Linked DNA regions of Mus musculus: regions 1, 2 and 3 are each linked to region 4. The links are chromatin loops, found by intact Hi-C in ENCODE. Cell type or tissue: left cerebral cortex. All regions are shown on one strand. Links, peaks and the distances in the headings refer to the core of each region. The heading gives the core; the rest is flanking DNA.

Region 1 (5,054 bases), core at 1,419-3,918, 120 kb before region 4:
AGGCTCTCATTGGGAGATTCTAGCAGATATTCTATAGTTAAGCCACACCCCAGCCCCTCACTGGGGGATTCTAGGCAGGAGCTCTACCACTGAGCCACACCTCTAGCCTCTTACTGGAGGATTATAGGCAAGTGTTCTAATGATAGACCACACCCCCAGAGATGAGTTTTGCTATGTTGCTGAAGCTGGCTTTGAGCTCCTGAACTGAAATGATCCTCTTCCCTCAACCTGCCAACTAGCTGGAACTAAAGGCCTGTGATATTGAACCTGGACGGAAGGACTTTAAAAATTAATACCTTCCCATTTTTCCAAGAAACAGCCAGAGTACACACCTCAGAGTAAGTTCCTTCTTCACTGGCTCTTACAACTGAGCAAACCCAGTTCAGGTTTCTTCTGTTTCCTTCTGGAGGCCATTAGAGTCTGGCCAGCATGTGGGGAGCGTACGAGGTGTAAGTCCCGTGGGATGATTTGCTGATTTTGACTAGGTATATCTTGATGACTGTCCCATGTCCTACATATTATTTTTGGTTCCATGTAAAAATCATTTTTTCCCCCTGTTTTTAACAATCACCACAGAATCATCCATCGGTGCCTATGCCAAATAGTGCTGTTCACAGGCAGTATGTTAGTTCCAGCTTTCCCCCTTTTTGCATCTTAATGCCTTTCAGATGTGGGACTCTCTGTGCTCCTGTTTCCATGTGACCTGTGACTCATGGGCTGATGATTCTGTATTTTGGTCCCTCATCTCCCCTTCCTCTCAACACATTAGATTCTCTTATTAGTACGTCATTGTCGACACTTTGAGAATAGACAGGCTCAGTAGATAATAAAACAGTATTGGCCTTGAGTTTTATAGCTGTCTACTCCCTCCGACTTGTTTCTGGAGCTCGAGAATGCAGGTCTTATTCTCCTTCTAAAAGGTCTGGTGGGGGCTGGGGAGATGGTCCAGTCAGGCAAGCATCTGATGCTAAACTAAGTATGAGGACTTGAATTTGGAGCTTCAGCACCCATATTAAAAGCTGGTATGTCAGTGCAGGTCGGCGATCCCAGCTCTGGGGGAGTGGGCCCCAGTGGATAGAGTCCTGGAGCTCATTATCTACCCAGTCTCACTGAATCTATGAACTTCAGGTGCGGTGAGGGATCCTGTCTCAAAGTGAGGGAGAGTGACTGAGAAAAATTCCTGCCATCAATCTCTGGCCTCCATATGTGAATGAACACACACACACACACACACACACACACACACGATTTGGAGGTGGTTTAAATTTTGGGGGGAGTAATTTAGCCTAAGTCTTTGAGCCTTCCAAATGTGACCAGCCCTATCTGGAGCAGTGGAAGCTCCACACATTGGCGGAAGGCTCAGTCTACTCACTGTGTCAATCTGTTTCCGTGGTGGCAGGAGGCAGCACAGTATTAAATTTGGAGACCCCTGTTGGCTCCTCGAGTTGGTTCACATATGTCTGCAAGGTTGGGTAAAGGAGTGAGGTGGAACCCCATAGAGTCTCTGACTGCCAGCAGCAAGTGGCCCCAGGTGTACTGGCTTTGCAATGTAGGTTCCTAGTCACCAGGCCACCTGTTCAACTCAAGCTGTCTGACCTATCAGTCTGCAGAGAGACCTCAGAATCAAAGGACAAATAGCTGGGCTTAGGAAACAGGGTCTGACCTATGTCTTTTAGAGTGGGTGTGGGTGTGGGTGTACATATGTGCCTCACCCTCACTCTACTTCCTTTCCCTGTACATGTCTGGATGCCAGAAGACAGCCTCTGCTGTTTCTCCTCAGGTGCCATCCATCTTGTTCCTTTTGGGGACAGTTTCTCATAACAGTGGGAGTTGTTTTGTACCTGGATGGCCAGTAAGTTCCAGGAACCCTCTATTTCCTTTCTAACGGCAGCCTTACACATAGCTTTGTATGTGGATGTTGAAATCTAAACTCAGGTCTTGGTGCTCACAAGTCAGCTGTGTTACTCACTGACTCTTTCTGACCTGATTGATTTATTTACTTACTTTTGGTGCCAGGCTGGTCTCAAACTTGATGTGAAGCAGAAATTGGCCTTGAACTTCTGATCTTCCTGCTTCCACCTCTGAGTGTTGGGATTACAGGAACACACCACCATGCCCATCAGCCCTGTGCTCTTACTTTATCCTCTAAATGTACTCACTCACTGAGAAGGCTAGAACCCCTCAAGTTCCCACATTGAACACCCCACTCAGTTAAAGAAGCCAGGATATGCTACTTGTGCTATAGCTGGAAACCCAGACTTCTTCATGGCAAGCAGCAGGATCCCTATTGAAACAGCAGCCAGCACTGGTTTTCTGTTTCTCCAAGTTGTGTGTGTGTGTGTATGTGTGTATGTATGCGCCTGTGCCTGGAAGGAAATATCAACTTCTCCCGTTCCTGTCATATTTCAATATTGGCTTTTTTCCGCCCTTCTCCAAGTCTCCCGTTATAACTTCTTCTGCTGCTTAAATATAGCCATCTAAGTCCTCCTTCTTGCCAGATTGTTTATATTTTTGCAAGCCTTCTGCGTTATCTGCGACTGCTTGCTTGCCTCTCTCTCCATCCCACTTCCCCACGTTGGTGGCGGTTGCTCTTTTTCCCCTGCCTCCTCTTCTCTGGGATGACTTTCAAATGTGGTCTATCAAAACGCCCAGTGTTTCCCTCTTTTCTGCAGTCGCTTTGACATCTGTTCTTGAATGCTAGCCCACAGTATTGCTTTGGATTTGCTCACCCAGGATTTGTTTGAATGCCAGAAATACTAAAGGAAGAGTGTGGCATGAGGCCTCTCCCCACCTCACAGTTCCCCTCTCCACATTTAAACTGTCTTTAGATTTCTGAGTTGACAGCATGCTGGTTGGTTGTTCCAGCTCTCTGTCATCTTGTCTGGCCACGAGCCACACCATCATGGTACCAGGAAAGCATCACCCAAGATGGCTTTCTGGCCCACTGGGTTGTTTCCACAAAAAAGGAAGCAGGAGGCAGGGGATGTTGTTCAGTTTGTAGAGCACCTAGTATGCAGGGACCCTTGGCATTTCTAGAGTGATGATACATGCCTGTGCCTCCAGCTCTAAAGAAGAGGAGGCAGGGGGACCTTCCCCTTACTTCACATCCTTCTGGGAAGTTCTATAAGGCAGGTTGGCTTTCACTTCCCACCCCAGTCTCGCTCAGGTGGTAGCAGGGAATATCTTCTGAGTGACGAACACCCTATTCTGCCCACCATTTCCTTTCCATGTGCCCTTCCATGCTGTTATGTGAGCGCCTCCAGCTCTGAGGACATGCATTACACATCTCCTTTTAAGACTCTGGGGATTAGGGATATGGCTCGGTTGCTAGAGTGCTTACAGAGTAAGCATGAAGTCCTGGGTTCTATCCCTAGAACTGTTTAATGCATGCCTATAATCCTAACAACTGGGAAGAAGGCAGAGACAGTAAGATTAGGAATTCAAGGTCATTTTTTCCAGCTTTATAATGAATCTAAGGCCAGTCTGGGGTACATGAGACCCTGTCTCTGGGGGATTGGGGGAGAATCATGTATGACAATCGGAGGTAGGTAGACTCTGGTGGCCTTCTTGGCCTTCTAGTTCTCTCAGAAACATAAGATGATGGGATCTGCTGTGGATGGAGGAGTCGCTTATAACAGTCACTAATGCCACACAGAATATTCTGCTCCGTATGTTCAGTAACTGAATTTACTTGACTTAGCATATGAGACAGCAGGCCATTCGGTGGTTAGCCACATGGCCTGTGTACCTGCTGTGAGCCTGGAGCTCCATCCTGGGCCCATCTGCTGTAGGCTGCTCAGGGCAGCTCCTCATGGCAGATTCTCCCAGAGTCTTCAGGGCTGGGGCACAGGTTCTCTGACACTGTGCCATTCAGAACAGAGCCCTCAGACCTGGCCAGTCTTCTGGGAACCCACCCTGGGGGTTCTCAGACTCCAGGGCATGTGGGATGTTTGGTGAACCTTGCCTATGAAAAGCTTACAGGATAACAGAAATAATTATTCTTGGGATTTGCTTTTTAAAGATCCCTCTTGCAAAAAAATAACTTAATGGTTGCAATTGGGATGCCTGGCCTACAGTAAGTTTTCAAGAAATATTTGTTGAGTGGAAGCAAAGCAGCCATTGTTATCTCCAGTCTCAGGTTCCTACTATAGACTTGTAGAGTCCTACTGGGGGACATACCACGTTAGACAGGTGGATCAGAACTCAGGAGAATGGCCTAAAGAGATGTGGGGGGAATTGACCCAACTGTGGTTTAGTAGGGAGACTGTTTCTATGTGTGTTGGCATAGGGAGGAATCCTTTGTGCAATGCCAAAGGGCACCGTATAGCATGCTGAGCAAGTTTGGTTTTCTCCATTTAGTCTCTATGGGACTGGTGTTGGGTAGATGTATTATACTTATTATGATCCTTAACACTGTCCTTGAGAGATTTGATTCCCAGGGGCTCTCCTCTTTATTCAAGCCCACTGTACACATGATCCCTCCTGATGGAAACTGCACATTATAATCTTGCTTTTCCTTTCTGGATCTCCCTACAGAGAGAACTTGATGCCACCGCAACAGTATTGGCAAACAGGCAAGATGAGAGCGAACAGTCCAGAAAGCGGCTCATTGAGCAGAGCCGAGAATTCAAGAAGAACACTCCAGAGGTGAGCTGGGACTGTGTCACAGTCTTCAGAAGGGGTCTTATGACCCCTGGGAAAATGTAGAACATTTACTGAGACATTTCCTAATTCCCCAGAAAAATTGCATGGTGAGATGCCCGTTTCTTTGTTTGGATGCCTCCAACTGCACCCTGGCAGAGTCTGTGCCTCATCCAAGCCATGTGCTGTGACAGCGGACAAGTTGTTAGAATCAGTAAGACTTGTGTTGATACCAAGTACAGACATTGCATAGGCTGGGCACGAGCAGTGTCAGGCTCGTGCTCTGTTCTAGCCTCTGATATATCAGGGTGGTGTTGACTGAAGTCCTATGGGGCCACTGGGGGCCAGTGGGCTTCATGCCAGACTGGCTTCCATGATGTTAGGCGGTAGTGTGTTCAAAAGATGCATTGCAT
Region 2 (5,054 bases), core at 1,056-3,555, 110 kb before region 4:
TTTAGATGAAAACCTCCAGTGTTAGATGGGGTTTTTGTTATTTAGCCCTGCATACAACAGACTGGGTCCAGCATTCCTGGAGTTTCTCCTTGTCTTGCTGTAGGGATGCTAGGATTACAGATGTGTGCTGCCACACCCTGCTCTGTGCTCAGATCCTCATGCTTTCATGTCACTCTCTGTACCCACTAAACTCTTTCCCTGCCCAGTTTTGGTTTTCTGAGACAAGGTCTTCCATGTAGCTTTGGACTTGCTATGTTCCTGCCTCAGCTTCCTGGTGCTGATTTTCTCCTTATAGTACTTGGTTTTCCTTGTTATTTGATCAACAGAGGTGTTTATTCTGGCTGCAATGCCTGAGAAACATTCATTTGTATTCAAAATGTGTCTTTTTTAGAAGTTTCAGGGGGTGATATTTATGATTTATTCACTGGCAAGATACAGGGCTTCTCAAGTTTGTTTCAGCTCTGTGCCACTTCTGCCCAGGACCTGAAGCAGCACTGTGTCTGTTGCTGTGGATGGCAGACACATTTATGGCCCTGTGTGATGTTTTCTTCCAACTGCTAATGCACTGTCTGCTCATTTCCCCATCATTCCCTGTCCCCGGGCCACTGGTTCCCTGTTGTAGAGACTCTCTAGCCATGTCTCTGAAAGAGCTTCCAGCAGGGGAAAGTGCTGTGCCAGAGGCTGGAGAAGGGAAGCAGAGGTGTTTATTGACCCAGAGACTCCTTCCAGCTTTCCCTACTAGTTCTTTTCCAAAGCAAACTGGTGGTTTTCTTCAAGTCAGCTATGGCCAAAATATAGCAGGATCTGCTGTGTGTTCTTTACAAGGAGAGGAGCAAGCATGCCACATGGCTCTGGGGGAAGGAAGAAGCTGGTGTGTGAGGGGACAGGCTAGCAAGGACAGTGGTGAGGACATCTAAGTGACAGTGAAGGACAAGCTAGACTTGAGATGAAGGCAGCTCTGCATCCTCTAGTCAGTATCCTGGCTGGCTGTTGCTGCTACCCACAGGGCAGTGGGCAGGGTGGTCTGTTGTGTTAGTGATGAGCCATAGGGGCTGGGGAATATAGCTTAATGATACAGCATTTGCCTAGAATTTGGCAGTGAGGGGGCGAGGGCTTGGTTCAGCAGTAGAGCACTTTGTGAAGTTCTACTGTGTAAGCAAGGCTATACTGGAACTTACTATCGTCCTGCCTCAGCTTCCTGAGTGCTTCTGTTATAGGCCTGTGTGTGTGTGTGTGTGTGTGTGTGTATGCCCAGCCATGGGGAGTGACATTTTACATTTAAAAACATGTGTTTAGGGATATTTGGAGGGGGGGCACACATGTGTTGTAGCTCAGGTTTGGGGGTCAGGGTATTAGTTTTTAGAGCCAGTGCAGGCCTTCTACCATGTAGATTCTGAGTATCAAACTTAGGTCTTCAAGGGATGGTGGCAACTGCCGGTACCCACTGAGCCATGTTGCTTGCCAGGGAGTGATGAGTCAAATTGTGCTTATCTCAGAATCCCCAACCTGCATCTACCGTACCCCAGCAGGATTAAAGCTATATGTCCTCACCCCTGCTTAGTGACCTGATAGACTAGTGGTGGGCCTGGCCTCTCTGGTTACCTGGCTCAAGTATACTCACTTTTGAGTGTGAACTGTTTTCATGAAGGTTGAGAGTTTCCTGAGGGGAAAACTGGCTTGTTTCTCTTCTTGTGCAATGAGGAGAAAGAAAATGGTTTGCCAATGATTGTCCAGAGAAATGTACCCAGAGACAGGCTCCCCGCTCCTGTGGGGACATGGCAGAAGAGGACCACAGCTGCTGTGAGACCAGGCCCTCTGCTTGCTGTGTCCTTGGGCTTTTAGATCTCCTCTTGTATTTACTTATGTCCTGACTGAATTCCTCTACTCACCCAGGCACCTGTGTGTGTTTTCTCTTGAGCTTCTGAGCTCTAGGAAGGTTGGGACACCTCAGATCCTCCCAAGTCCGTGATTCAGCACATTAATGCTCCACGAGCACTTGTGCTTGCTGCGTGCCATTAACCTTATATTTCTGGATTGATCCACCTCCTCCCTGGTCAAGAGTGCTCTTGAATAGATAAAGCTGTCATAGCTGTCTTAGTATGAATAAGATACTTGTCCTGTTCTTCAAGAGCAGACTTGTATTCAGAATGGGATAATTCTTGCTCAGAGCCACACAGCCATTCAGTCGTGTTAGTGAGCCAGGACTCATGTGGAAGAGTCCAGTATCTCCGTGGTCAACAACTCCCCCTGTTTGTTTTCACACTGCAGATTTGAAAAGTCAGAAGGGAAAGGGCAGTGTGCCGGGCTTCCTAGAGGCAGGTGGCTCTTTTAAAGCTGGGTCTTGTTATTGCCAGCTTGACCTCGTTTCCATGGAAGCAGCCAGCAGGGGCAGCTTGTTCCTATCAGCCTGGGGCCCAGTGGAGCCTCAGCCCCTGACAGGCTCTAGGACTGGCCCTCTCTCTGGCTCATGAGAGGGAGATCCAAATGGCCATGGAGCCTCTCTCCTCCCACTCCTATTGTAGAGGTTTATACCTGAAGGAAGAACTAGGGACTATGTAGTGCCATGCTTTGCCCCAGACTTGTGTGGGTTGGGCTTCCTTTCTCTTTCTGCCCTGGGACACCTCCTGTGTGGGCCGTGCTCAGAGGTGTGTGGGTTCTCTGGAGAGTAGAGGGCTTTTCTTACAGTCTCAGTCTCGTCTTTGTCTCTCTGTCTATCTGTCTGTTTCTCTCTCTCTCTTTCTGTTTGGATTTGTCTTATATATGTGTTTCTATACAGTGCGTTGGAGGTTGCCGACAGGTGGTTTTTCTTTGTCTCTCTGTCTATCTGTCTGTTTCTCTCTCTCTCTTTCTGTTTGGATTTGTCTTATATATGTGTTTCTATACAGTGCGTTGGAGGTTGCCGACAGGTGGTTTTTCTTTGTCTCTCTGTCTATCTGTCTGTTTCTCTCTCTCTCTTTCTGTTTGGATTTGTCTTATATATGTGTTTCTATACAGTGCGTTGGAGGTTGCCGACAGGTGGTTTTTGGAACAAGGTTTCCCACTTCACCTGGAGCTCCCTGTCTCAGCTAGCCAGCCCACCAAGCCCAGGGGCCTGCCTGTCTCTGTCGGGGTGACCACCACAGCTAGGTTTGTATGTGGGTGCTGAGTATCAAACTGAAGTTTTAGCAGGATCTTTACCTACTAAGGCTCCATCCCTGCCCCACCCCTACCCCCCAGATACAGTCTTTAGAAAATTTTGCATTGTTATTTATTTTATTTTTTTAAAAACATTTTTTACATTCATTTAGTGTGTGTGTGTGTGTGTGTGTGAGTGTCTCTGTGTGTGTCTGTGTGTGTAGTGTGTGTGTGTCTGTGTCTGTGTGTGTGTGTGTATGTAGGTGCATGCTCACTGCAGTGCCCTTGTGGATGTCAGATAACAACTTGGGGCAAGCTGGTTCTTTCCTTCTCCTGTGTTCCCATGTGAGTCCTGAGGACCAACCCAGATTGTCAGACTTGATGGCAAGCCCCTTTATAGGTTGAGCCGGCTTGCTAGCCCAAATTCTATACTTTAATTTACCCCTTTGAAGTTTGTGAGTGTATCTATGGGTTCTGAGGAGTATTTGCATGGTTAAGTTCCAGAAGTGCCTGTAAACCTTAAAAGAGCAGAGAGCACTAGGAACGGCTTGTTAAACTACAGACAAGGGAAAGGGTTCTGTCCTGCACCCACCCCCACCTCCAACGCACATACTGTTTTACTGAAAATTATCAAACATGCCAGTACATTGTCTCCTGGGTCTGTTTTTGCATTCGTTAAGGTAGAAACATCCACAACTTCTGTTCCAGTAGGTGGAGAAAGACTTAAATCCTAGAAGCACTGCTCATCTACCTTTTTAGGGTATTACAGGTTTAGCTTGAGGGCTGGAAGATGTCCAGAAAAGTATGACTCAGGGAGAAAAAGACTACTCCCAAAGCACGCAGGGTGGAGTGTCAGGGCCAGCACAGTAACATTCCCAGTGGGGAGACCGGCTGTCTGCAGAGCGGAGACACTAGGGCATAGATTTGCTTTCACAGAACAAGTGAAACGGAACAAAAGGGTTTTTTTTTTTTTTTTTTTTCTTTGACTTCTCATTCTCAGAGGCCCAGTTTCTGCAGGTGTGTGTTTTGCTGACACCTCGTCCTCCGTGTTATTTCAGACGAAGTTCACTTCAACAGTATCTCCACCCCACTCCCACCCCAACTAACTGGCTGCAGAAAGGAGACATTCTGTCGCCCCTGTCCCCTGCCAGCCTACTGACGTTAGGCAGAAAGTAAGCAGTACGTCTCCCTCCAGTGCACTTGTTTGAGGGTTTCCCCTCCTTGTTTTCCTTTCTTCTTGGCCAGCCAAAGCCTCTTGTAGAATGGAGCCATCATGGGACAGTACTACCTTCTCCTCAAGTCAAAAGCAGCTGATGTTCTGCCCACCACTGCTCCCAGTTGCATCCTCTCTTCCATTCTCTCGTTCCCGGCATAGAGGAAGCAGCTCAGCAAGAGCACAGCCTTGCTTTACTGGCTGCTGGTAGATCACTTTAGCTTTTCCATTCCTCATTCAGCTCAGCTGGGAGTCTGTTCCTCCCACAACTGGCCACGATGACTAATGAGGCCACATCCGTGGTCAGTGCGGCATCATATTCTGCATGGAGGTGCCTGATGGAGGCACTCTCCTCCTTATCTTGATAAGGCTCACACCAAGGAAAGAAGGTGAGCTATTCATGTCCAGCTAAGCCAGCAGTAGTTGTTTCTCTGTGCTCATTTGTCTGCCCAGCACTTCTATGGGCACTCACTGGGCTAGCCTTCATGTTCTCTGGTGAGTGAGTACTTTTCAGTGACAAGTGTCACAAGCAGGGCATACAATAAGGACTTATGCTCAGCACCACCCAGAGCAAGAGGAATAATTTTGCCAGGAGTAAGTCTATATTGTGTCCTTTCCTATGAGGTTTTGGTTATAAAAATGGCATTGGTCATTTTCTAAGTTCTGAATGTAATCTACTCTCTTAAGACAAGATTTCATATAGCCCCGAATAACCTTGAGCTCTCCA
Region 3 (5,054 bases), core at 1,449-3,948, 62 kb before region 4:
CGGAGAGCGCCTTCTTTCTTCTTTAATTTATTCTATCTGCTGGGCTGTTGATAGAACCCAGGGTCTTGTGCATGCTAGGCAAGTTCTCCCCAGCTGAGCCATTACCCCAGCACTTCATCACTCTGTAGCCAGGCTAGCATTGAACTAGCAGCCTCCTGGGTGCTAGGATCATAGGTATGTGTTACACTTGACTAGGAACAGTTTCCTCGTGCTTGGACCCACTGTCCTTTAACCGCCACCACCTGGTAGCTTCAAGTCTCCTGAAAATTATTAAGATACCCACCCACAGTGAGATCTGTGTCACCACAGGATCTAGCAGTGACCTTCAGCTTGGCCTTCATTCAAGCTTTAGTGAAGCCCCAGGCTATCTGGCCTTCCTCTCCAGCTTGAATACAGTCATGTTTAATGTTTGTGTTATTTGCCTTTTAACTGAGTCACTCTTGTTTATTTAGTTGTAAGTGAGTGAGGGGCAAGGGTGGGTGTGGAAATGATCGCTCTCTACCCTTTAGATCACTGAATAAACACTTCAATCAAGTGAGTCCTGTAAGCTCTAGGCTGCACTAAGGAATAGCAATTGTAGGGTGGCCTGGCCTCAGTGCTAGGGCTCTCTGTCCTGTAAAGCAGTTGTTTCGGGTGATAAATGACTATGCTAGATGCTTTGGAATTCCAAAAGGAAATTCTTCTGCCTGGGTGAGAAGGTGGCTTCATGCAAATGGTCACTTGACAGCCCAGGCTTTTGTACCCACCTTTCATGGGCTCCTGCAGCTGTCTTGCTGTGCAGTCAGTTTGATGTGCATGTTTGTCCTCCCTGCAGAACTTCACCTTCAAGAGGCCAGGGCCATCCAGGTGTGATACCACTCCTGGAATCCCAGCACTCAGAGGCTATAGGAGGAGGATTGTACATTTGATGCCAGCCTGCGTATATAACAAGACCCTGTTTCAGAAAGAAAGGGAGGGGGGGAGTTATATAACTTCTTGGCTGTATGCATACAAAGCACACAATAGATACTCGTGAGTACATTCCTGATAGTCACTGCAGGCTGACTCAAAGCAGCAAGACTCACCTGCTCCATAGTGTTTCCCTGCTTGTTAGCCACTTGCACTGAAATGTTAGTGAAACTTGAGACCCACAATTCTTGCTCTAGTTGTGTCATTGGATAATGACATGCTTGTAATCCTAGCACAGAGGAGGAAGAGGAGGAAGGGGAGGAGGAGGAAGAGTTGGAAACAGAGGTAGATTGCTGTGGCTCACTGGCCAACCAACACAGCTCAATCTAAAAGCTCCAGGCCAGTAAGACCCTGTCTCAAAAAAACCTTATAGACATCACCTTGTGGAGCTGGCTTCCAAGAAGGCAGGAAAGCTACTTGGAATCAGGGTATCCCAACCTAGCCTGAGCTCACAGATAGATAAAGCTACTTGGAATCAGGGTATCCCAACCTAACCTGAGCTCACAGATAGATAAAGCTACTTGGAATCAGGGTATCCCAACCTAGCCTGAGCTCACAGATAGATAAAAGGAGCTTTTACACTGGAGTCAGAGCCTGTATTCTCCCTGGATAGGTAGACTTCTGGTGGCAGCCTGGCACTTCAATATAGAATGAGTGTGGATCTCACTGGTGTGTGTGACCAGGGCCCTGAGGCTGCAAGGGCACCAAGGTGATGCTTTCATGAAGGTTGACTTGTAGCCCTTCTTTAGGAGTAAGTGTAAGATTCAGCATGCCTATTTCTTGAAATACTTTTTGAGTTTCAGTTTCCATGTGATACAAGATGTCGAACATTCTAGGTTTCCCACAAAATATAGCTTACTCCCCCCCCCCCCCCAAACCCCTCTTCATCCATATCTGGATGTGGTTGGGATGCTTTTTCCACAGTAGAATGCAGATTGGAGTGTGGTTTTCCATGGGCTCATTTTCAGCATGAGTTTGACATCTTCCTCCACCATGCACATGGGCTTAGTGAAGTGCAACTGGCCTAACAGAGGTGCCCCCGACCTGTTGATGAGACTGGGTTACGAGGGACTGAGCAGAATGCCCAGGTCGCATCTTTGGCAGTTCAGCAGATTCCTGCCCTGCCACCCCACATGCTATATGTCTTAGACACTGCAGCATTTATGAGAACAGAGCGTAGATGTTGGTGATAAACCAGCTCATAAATGACCACGAGTAAATTTTTATTCCAGAAGCATTTTGATCTCACACAGACCTATTCATGTGCCAGGTCTCCTATGATGTTCACAGCAGCCTCTCATTCACCGTTGTTTCTGGGAAGTCTTGGGGGGTTGGGTCTCACTGAGGTTGAGAGTTAGGCTGGCTGGATTTACACAAGAAGATTATGGTGGGTGTTGGACATTCACAGGACATATGCGCATCTGGATCCCAAAGCTTGGCTAATTCCATGGCTAAGTTAAATCCTTCTCACAAGTTTACCTTGTGGGAGAAAGTGGGACAAGCAAAAACAGAAATGGACAAGGGGGTAGTCCAGAGGTCCACAACTTCTGTGTGTGGTTGGATTGAAACATTCCCCCTATCCCACAGACACTCTACTGCTGAGCTGCTACTCACTGGGGAGTCTGGGCAAGTGCTCAAAGCTATGCCATCTTCTTCAGTCTTATTATATATTTTTTTTCTTTTTTTGAAGACAGGGTCTCATCAAGCTGCCCAGGCTGGCCTTGAACTTCTGCTCTTTCTGTCTTAGCCTCCCAAGCAGCTGGCACGACAGGCCCACTACCACCAAGCTTGACCACAAACTTTCTCTTGAAAGGGTATGGCATTAAATATTTTAGACCTGGCTGGGTAAAAGGCAAAATCAGGATATTATGTAGGCACTTACATAACCATTTTAAATGTAACCATTTAAAAGTGTAAAAACCATTCTTAGCTCATGGACCATAAAAATACCAGAAGCCAGCTGGGTTTAGCTGGCTCAACGGAGCTTACCGACCCAGGGTGGACCATCTCCTGTTAGTTACGAGTACAGTTCTGCAGATCTGCTCACCCTGCCCCAAATCTTTTCCTCTCCTGCTTCGAGGGGTTTCTGAGCAGAAGCCTTGTGAGTTCGTGAACTTATAGCCTGTCACAGCGCATTTGTGTTCACCTTTGTCTCACAATCGCCCTCTGATCCTCTCAGAACCACTGTTGTTCTGACTTCCAAGTATGGCTTCATTGTGTGTGTGTGTGTGTGTGTGTGTGTGTGTGTGATGCGATGCATGCAGGTAGTTGTGCACATGTATATGAATATGTAGGGGTCAGAGGTCAATCTTAGGTGCCACTTCTTCCCATCATTCGTTTAAGACATAGTTCCTCGTTGGCCTGGTAGTTTCAGATTAGCTGTCCACAAAACTTGTTTTTTTCTTATGAGTTCTGGGGATTGAATTCAGGTTCTCACTCTTGTGAGGCAAGCACTTTACTCTCTCTGCCCCACCAGGCCTCTTCTTTAACCCCAAGTGCTACACAGCGTCTTTCCCCTCCAGGCAGTCTTTCCTGCTTCTTCACATCAGGGCTACCTGGTGGAGAGCTTTGCCTACCAGCTAGTGATTCTTCATGTGTATGACTCTACAAACTAACTTGTCTGAGCCTGAAGAGGTAGCCCTGTGGGTAAGCGTGCTTACTGTGCAAGCATGAGGCTTGAGTTTGACTTCTAGCACCCACTTTTTTAAAAAGTGTGCAGAGGGCAGCTTGCAGGATCAGCTGTCTCTTTCTGACACATGAGGTTCAGGGATTGCGCTCAGGAGGTTAGACTTAGCAGCAAGCCCTTTTATCCACTGAGCCAGCTCACTGCTCTGCCCCTCTTTTAGTGACAGGGTCTCACATATTCCAAGTGAGCCTCAAAGTCATTGTGTAACTCAGATAATCTTGGACTTCTGATCTTTCCACCTCTCCTCCTGCTTGCTGAGGCTGCAGGTGTGTCCCACTCTGCCCAGTTTATGCAGCACTGAGGATGATGTTGAGGGCAAACACTCCACTGACTGACCTACTCCTCCAGCTCCTGAATGTGCCCTTTCTGGCCACAGGCTAGCATGTCCCTTCATCCCCTGGAAATTTCTGTCTGGAAAAGTGTCATGACTGGAAACTGGGATGGAACCCATCGAGCTGGGGCTGGGCCACAGCAAAGAAAGAGTGACTGGAGTCTCAGGGGAGGGTACTGGTGATGCTCCTTCCACTCCTTCTTTGAGGGTGAGCTCATCTTGTTTTGATCTGGGGTTTCTTTTATGTAGCCCAAGGTGGCCAGAAACTGGTTAAGTCCAAAGATGACCCTGACCTTGTATCCCTCCTTCCACCGCTGGAGTGTTGGGATTACAGTCCTGTAAGCCAACATCCTGGTTTATGCAGTTCTGGAGATGAAACCTAGAGCCTCCTGCATACTAGGCAAGTACTCTACCAACTGAGCTATAATCCACCACAATGTGCCTAGTCTTGGGAGTCTCATGTATGCATCTTAGCTGCTCTGATGACAAGATGGAAATGCGTGTCATAACCAGATGACTCTGTCTTTCAGCACTGTAGCTCTCACTGCCTTCAAACTTATCCTCCTGCCTCAGCCTACTGAGTGCTGGGATGATAGGTATGCAGCACCATGCAAACCAAGCCTTAGTTCATTTTTACTTGCGTCTCAGAGAGCCCTAGGTGGACTTAGATAGCTGCACCTCAGAGTAAATGTCTAGATACCCAGGGCGTGGACTTCTGTATCATGGCTGTTTATAGCTGCCTTTTGTAGTTTTTTTTATCTTTTAAAGGTTGTATCTAAGAATTTTCTATTTTCTATATGGGAGAAGCCTTCTATGGTTGAACTTCCAAGAGGCACATTGGGGTCATGAAGAGTCAGCTGCTAGTCACCCCAAGTGTGGGTGGTGTCTGTTCTCCCATCTGCTGGAAAGTGGAGACAGACCTGGAGGTATATATTTCTTTGCTTGTCTGTAAGTTTGACTCCATAGAAATTGATTGAATACATGAATGGAACATTTTTCTTAGCTAATAATTTTTGTCTGGGTTGGTTGATTCGTTTGGGAGGGAGTGTTTTGTTATTTAAATTGTTTTTTTTTTTGCTCAGACAAGGT
Region 4 (5,054 bases), core at 1,449-3,948:
CCTTGGCTACGTGAGACCCTGTCCCAACAAACAAACAAACAAACAAACAAATAGCAAAACCTCTGAAAGTTGACAGATTCCAAAAATTGAGCATGCAAAGAAACAGCAATAAATATTGAATTTGATTTTATCCAGTGCTGGCAGGGTTTACACAAACACATACTGGCAGGAGTTTAAATTAGAGGATTTTTAATTGGGAAGGTTCCTAATATCTAGCTCTCTCCCCCACACCCACACACAAAAATTGCATATAGCTTGTGACCACGGAATTTGGTCTGTTAGCAGGGCTTCATGGCCCGTGACCCGTCACATCTGTGACAGAGGCAGAAGGATCTACAGTTGGAAGCTAGCCTTGGCTACAGGGAACCCTTGTCTCAACCCTCCCCTCCACAAAAGGGAAGAAAAGAAATTATTTTGCATCATAGCATGTTATATTTAATTTATACATACTGTTACATGTTATGTTACTTTGCACTGTTAACATTACTGTATACATGTATGGTACATATTGCTTGATAGCACAATATTTGTCAGTCTGGTGTGTATTACATTATTTGCCTGCCTTGTGTGGCACATAGTAGGTCCCTGTGCCTTGTAGTCACTTAGGTCACTATGTGCATTGCAGAACAGTACAGAGGAGCGCTGAGAAGTGGAGAAAGTAAAAGGACTGTCTTTCTTTCCTCTCTTAAGTTTGGTTTTAAAAACCATGGGGAGCCACCTTTAATCCCAGCACTTGAGAAGCACAGGCACGTGAGTGAGTTAACATAGGGAGTTTCAGGACAGCAGGGCTATTTAAAGAGACTCTGTCTCAAAAACAAAACAAACAAAACAAAACAAACAAAAAAACTCTTGGGGACTAAAGAGGTGGCTCGGTTGGTAACATGTTTGCTATACAAGCTGGATTGCCCCTGTAAAAAAGAGCTACACATCTATAATTCCAGACCTGGGGCGTGGAAACAGGTGGATTAGTTGCTAAGACACTCTCCCGCGCCAATCTAGCCAAATCAGTGAGCTCAGGGTCCAGTGAGGGATGCTGTCTCAAAAAAATCAGGGAAGAGACAATTGAGGAACACATAGATAGATATTGGCCTCCAGTTTCTACTCCAGTGCACCTGTACCTCACGCACATGCGCACACAGACACCCACTGTAATACTACATCTAAAGTGGGGCTTTCTTAAAATTTGTTGTTCATTTTAATTATGCATATGAATGTGTTTGTGTGGGTATGCCACGTGTGCACAGGGGTACCTGTGGAGGCCAGCAGAGGGTTCTGAATACCTGGAGCTTTTTGCACCTGATGTAGGTACTAGAAAATGAACTCTGGTCCTCTGCAACAGCAAGCAGTGCTCTTGACCCCTGAGCCATCTCTCCAGCCCCAGCACACATCCCATTTTATAACAGACAGGCAGGAAAATATTAGCAAAGTTTTTCTATAGGTGACAGAAAGTTGGCTGTTATTATTTTTAAGCTGTCATTTTTCCCTTTTTGTACCCCCAGGTTTATTGGGTTGAGCATATGTTATATTCATATAATATAAAATGATGAACTTAATTTTAGATTCCTGTTTTTTCTGCAGACACAGAGGAAAGCATGTCATTTCTTGGCTGGGAACTACATTTAGAGACCATGGGGATAGTAAACTGCTTGCAGATATTCAGGTCCCCCCTCCCCCACCCACCGTAGTAGCATTTGCGTTCCACTTTAGAGGAAAGGACAGCTGTCACATCTGTTTAGGACATCCTTTATGCCAACAGATTCCTTTTCTGTGTCAGCAGAATGTAAATGTATCATTCTTCTCCCCAACCTCAGAAAACAATGAGCGTATGATGATGCTGGTTCATTTCTTTTTAATATCCACCATCTCGGAACAAGTCCCATACAGGAGGACCTTCCACACCAATTGCCACACATGTCAGACCCCAGGGGGTTCACATTCCACGTCGTTTAATCTGCATTCACAACATTGAGGTGCAGAGAGTCAAGCTGCACTGTAAGGCTGCCTCCAGCTGGGCCTTCCGGAGAACAGAAGCATGTTCATCAGTGGGGCTCGGGCACACAGCCTATCTCAGTAGTCAAAACATGATGACCAATTTGGATTCATTGTCTCCTTTTTTTTTTTTAATTCTTTCCAGAAAGCTGCAAGAGACACAGATGTCCACCACCTCAAAACTGGAGGAAGCTGAGCACAAACTCCAGACTCTGCAAACAGGTTTGATGTTCGCCACCCTATTTGAAGCCACATGGGAAGTGGGTGAACACGGGTGGTCTCGTGGCCAGCCCCTCTACTACCTGTTGCTACTAGGGATCCTGCAGTTAGGAGCCTTGAGCCCACACAATTGAAGCTTGTGTCCCAGGCTGCTCTACCTGGCTGCATTAGTCACTGCACTGATTGCTAAATGTAGATGTGGGTGGCTCTCCTGCCTTCTCCCTCCCTGCCCCAGCTATCCTTCCTGTTCTTTCCAACAAACACTTCTAAATCACCAACTGTCAAGAGCTAACAACTCATTTGGAACAATAATGGAGGTGGGGAGACTTAGTTCTACCCAAAATGAAGTTCAGAACGGCAGTAACAGAACCTTTAAATTCTAAAAGATACCAAAAAAGGTTATACCAAAGTTTGCCTTTCTTTTTTTGTTTCCTTTTCTGAAAAGGAAGCAGCACAGTATCTTTAAATGTGGGAAGAAAAAGGAGACGACATCATGATCCAACTTAGAACACAAATGTTAGAGGGACAAAAAATAGTCACAGGCAGTTTAACAGTCAAATGAGTAAATGTCCAAAACTGCAACCACCAAGCTATGTAGCTCAGCCATGAGGCGTCTGCCTAGAGTCCCCCAGGGAGGGGCTGGGGCGTGGCTCAGTGGGAGGGCACCTGCCTAGCATGGGCAAAACCTTTTATCCTGTCTTCACATTACATATTCATGTGTGTATACCCATATGTCTACACACTGCTCACTATATAAATATAGAACTTAAAAATTCCAGAAAATGAAGAAGCAGTCCAGTAGAAGAGTAAAGGAGGCTGGAGAGATGGCTCGGTGGTTAAGAGCACCGACTGCTCTTCCAGAGGTCCTGAGTTCAAATCCCAGCAACCACATGGTGGCTCCAACCACCCGTAATAAGATCTGAAGACAGCTACAGTATACTTACATATAATAAATAAATAAAATCTCTAAAAAAAAAAAAAAAAAAAAAAAGAATAAAGGAAGGAGCAGGCAGCTTGCAGACGCAATGTACGTCATATAGGGGAAGTGCTAATGGTTTTTAACAGTCAGACATTTGCAGATAAACTATCAGTAAAAGATGGTTTTGCCTATCACTGTCAGCTCTTTAAAAACAGGGCATGCCACTCATTGCTGAGAGTCTAGGAACATGATCACAGGCACTATGCACATGAATGGGAATGCCTCTCAAGGCTGGCTGGGTGGTGCGTAGGGACAGGCATGTTCAGTTCTTTATCCAGAAGCTTCCCTTCTGAGTATCTTAAAAGTGAGTTCCAGGACAGCCAGGGCTATACAGAGAAACCCTGTCTTGGAAAAAAAAGAAAAAGAAAAAAAGAAGAAAGAAAGAAAAAATTCCTATCATGACTTGGGGATGAATGGATAGATAAGATTTATTCTGAGAAATCTCATGAGACAGTTTTGCCATGGTGATGTGAACATGAGAATGCTGACAAGGACTGGGGCTGACCAGCCACTCAATGAGAAGTGATCTCACCTTGTTACCCAAGTGGCCAGGAACGCATCCTCCTGCTTCAGCCTTCTCAGTGCCGAGATGACAGACATGCACCACTCTGCCTGGCTCTTCAGTTCAGCCAGTAAATCAAGTTGACAGTCCATAGATGAGGGGTTTGCTCCTACCACAGAGCATACTATTTTAAAATAAACTTTTGGGTTTTTGGTGTGAGTGTGTGTGTGTGTACATGAGTACAGATGGCTGCAGAGGCATCCCTAACCCTAACCCTAACCCTAACCCTTTAGAGTGGAGTTATAGGCAGTTGTGAATGGCTCAGCACAAGTACTGGGAGCCAAACTTGGGTCCTCTGCAAGAGCTTAACCTCTGAACCATCTCTCCAGACCACAGTAAACTTTTTTCTAATGAGTGCAAGAATTTGTTTGTTTGTTTTGTTTTTCGAGACAGGGTTTCTATGTGTAGCCCTGGCTGTCCTGGAACTCACTCTGTAGACCAGGCTGGTCTCGAACTCAGAAATCCGCCTGCCTCTGCCTCCCAAGTGCTGGGATTAAAGGCATTCACCACCATGCCCAGCTTGAGTGCAAGAATTTTAAAATAATGACTGAAAGTGTTCTTGTAGCTGAGGAGGTCACTCAGTTCCACAGCATACACCTATAAGGGTCTGAAAGCAGCCTCCAGATCCCATGTGGAAAGCCATGCATGGTGGAGCATGTTTATCATCCCAGCCCGGTGAGATGGAGACAGGAGGCTCCCTGGAGCTCACCTGTCTGCCAGCCTGTCCCATTTGGTGAGTTCCTGGCTAATGGGAAACCCTGCTTCAACAAAAAACAAGGTGGTCAGCATCTGAAGAACACACTCAAGTTTGTCTTTTGGATTCTGCACACACAGATGCGAGCATATCTGCACACAACCTTTTGAAGTACTATGTAGAAATGCATAAACTAGTAGCAGAGTTATTTATAGCTGTGGTCAATTACCATAGGCTTGCAAGTCATAAGGCAGCCATATTGCCCCCAGGGAGTAGGAATTTTTCAGCTCCATTGTAATCATATGAGCCCTCCCCCATACACTTGGTCTGTGATTAATGGAGACATGAAGTATGCAACTGTATCTGCAATTGTATATAGAAATGGCTTTTGATGGTAAAAGACATTTAAAAGCTGGAAGTCTATGCAGCAAACCATGGACAGTCATTCTCTGGAGAAGGAGGCACTTCAGAGAGATGAGGCAGAGACTAAGGGACATTTTCTTCTCCATTCTTTGTGTGTTTCCCATCTTTGTGGACTTTTCTCCTTTTACTTTGAGCAATTGCTATCCTGATTGGGTCTGATAGCACACACCTGTAATCCTATTCCGGGG

Evidence for each region. Peaks named below come from ENCODE experiments on the same cell type or tissue, not always from the same donor. Only the 100,000 strongest peaks of a DNase experiment are listed, where the experiment ranks them.
Region 1: a loop joins it to region 4, with 5 times the contacts of the local background. A loop is called at or near these places in 2 of 42 quality-filtered maps.
Region 2: a loop joins it to region 4, with 2.9 times the contacts of the local background. A loop is called at or near these places in 3 of 42 quality-filtered maps.
Region 3: it touches region 4 in a loop (2.5-fold over the local background); 2 of 42 quality-filtered maps call a loop at or near these places.

Annotation. Positions count from the first base shown.
Region 1 is chr5:136,485,334-136,490,387 of GRCm38, reverse strand. Cux1 (cut-like homeobox 1) reads left to right here. Exons shown (of 23, transcript NM_001291234.1): 2 at 4,537-4,647. Among named protein-coding and RNA genes, the nearest start is that of Cux1, 80 kb to the left of the region's middle. In left cerebral cortex, for the core only: no CTCF peak of the experiment used is centred there; a DNase peak (open chromatin) is centred at 2,557; H3K27ac peaks cover 951 bases.
Region 2 is chr5:136,465,111-136,470,164 of GRCm38, reverse strand. The region is part of intron 2 of Cux1 (cut-like homeobox 1); the gene reads left to right. Among named protein-coding and RNA genes, the nearest start is that of Gm16599, 75 kb to the right of the region's middle. In left cerebral cortex, for the core only: a CTCF peak has its summit at 2,378; a DNase peak (open chromatin) is centred at 2,385.
Region 3 is chr5:136,422,779-136,427,832 of GRCm38, reverse strand. All of the region lies in intron 2 of Cux1 (cut-like homeobox 1), which reads left to right. It overlaps Gm16599 (a long non-coding RNA gene), which reads right to left. Exons shown (of 3, transcript XR_868598.3): 3 at 1-5,054. Among named protein-coding and RNA genes, the nearest start is that of Gm16599, 32 kb to the right of the region's middle. In left cerebral cortex, for the core only: no CTCF peak of the experiment used is centred there; a DNase peak (open chromatin) is centred at 2,835; H3K27ac peaks cover 1,594 bases.
Region 4 is chr5:136,360,416-136,365,469 of GRCm38, reverse strand. It overlaps Cux1 (cut-like homeobox 1), which reads left to right. Exons shown (of 23, transcript NM_001291234.1): 7 at 2,135-2,211. Among named protein-coding and RNA genes, the nearest start is that of Mir721, 13 kb to the left of the region's middle. In left cerebral cortex, for the core only: no CTCF peak of the experiment used is centred there; DNase peaks (open chromatin) are centred at 2,120, 2,462 and 2,765; H3K27ac peaks cover 1,841 bases.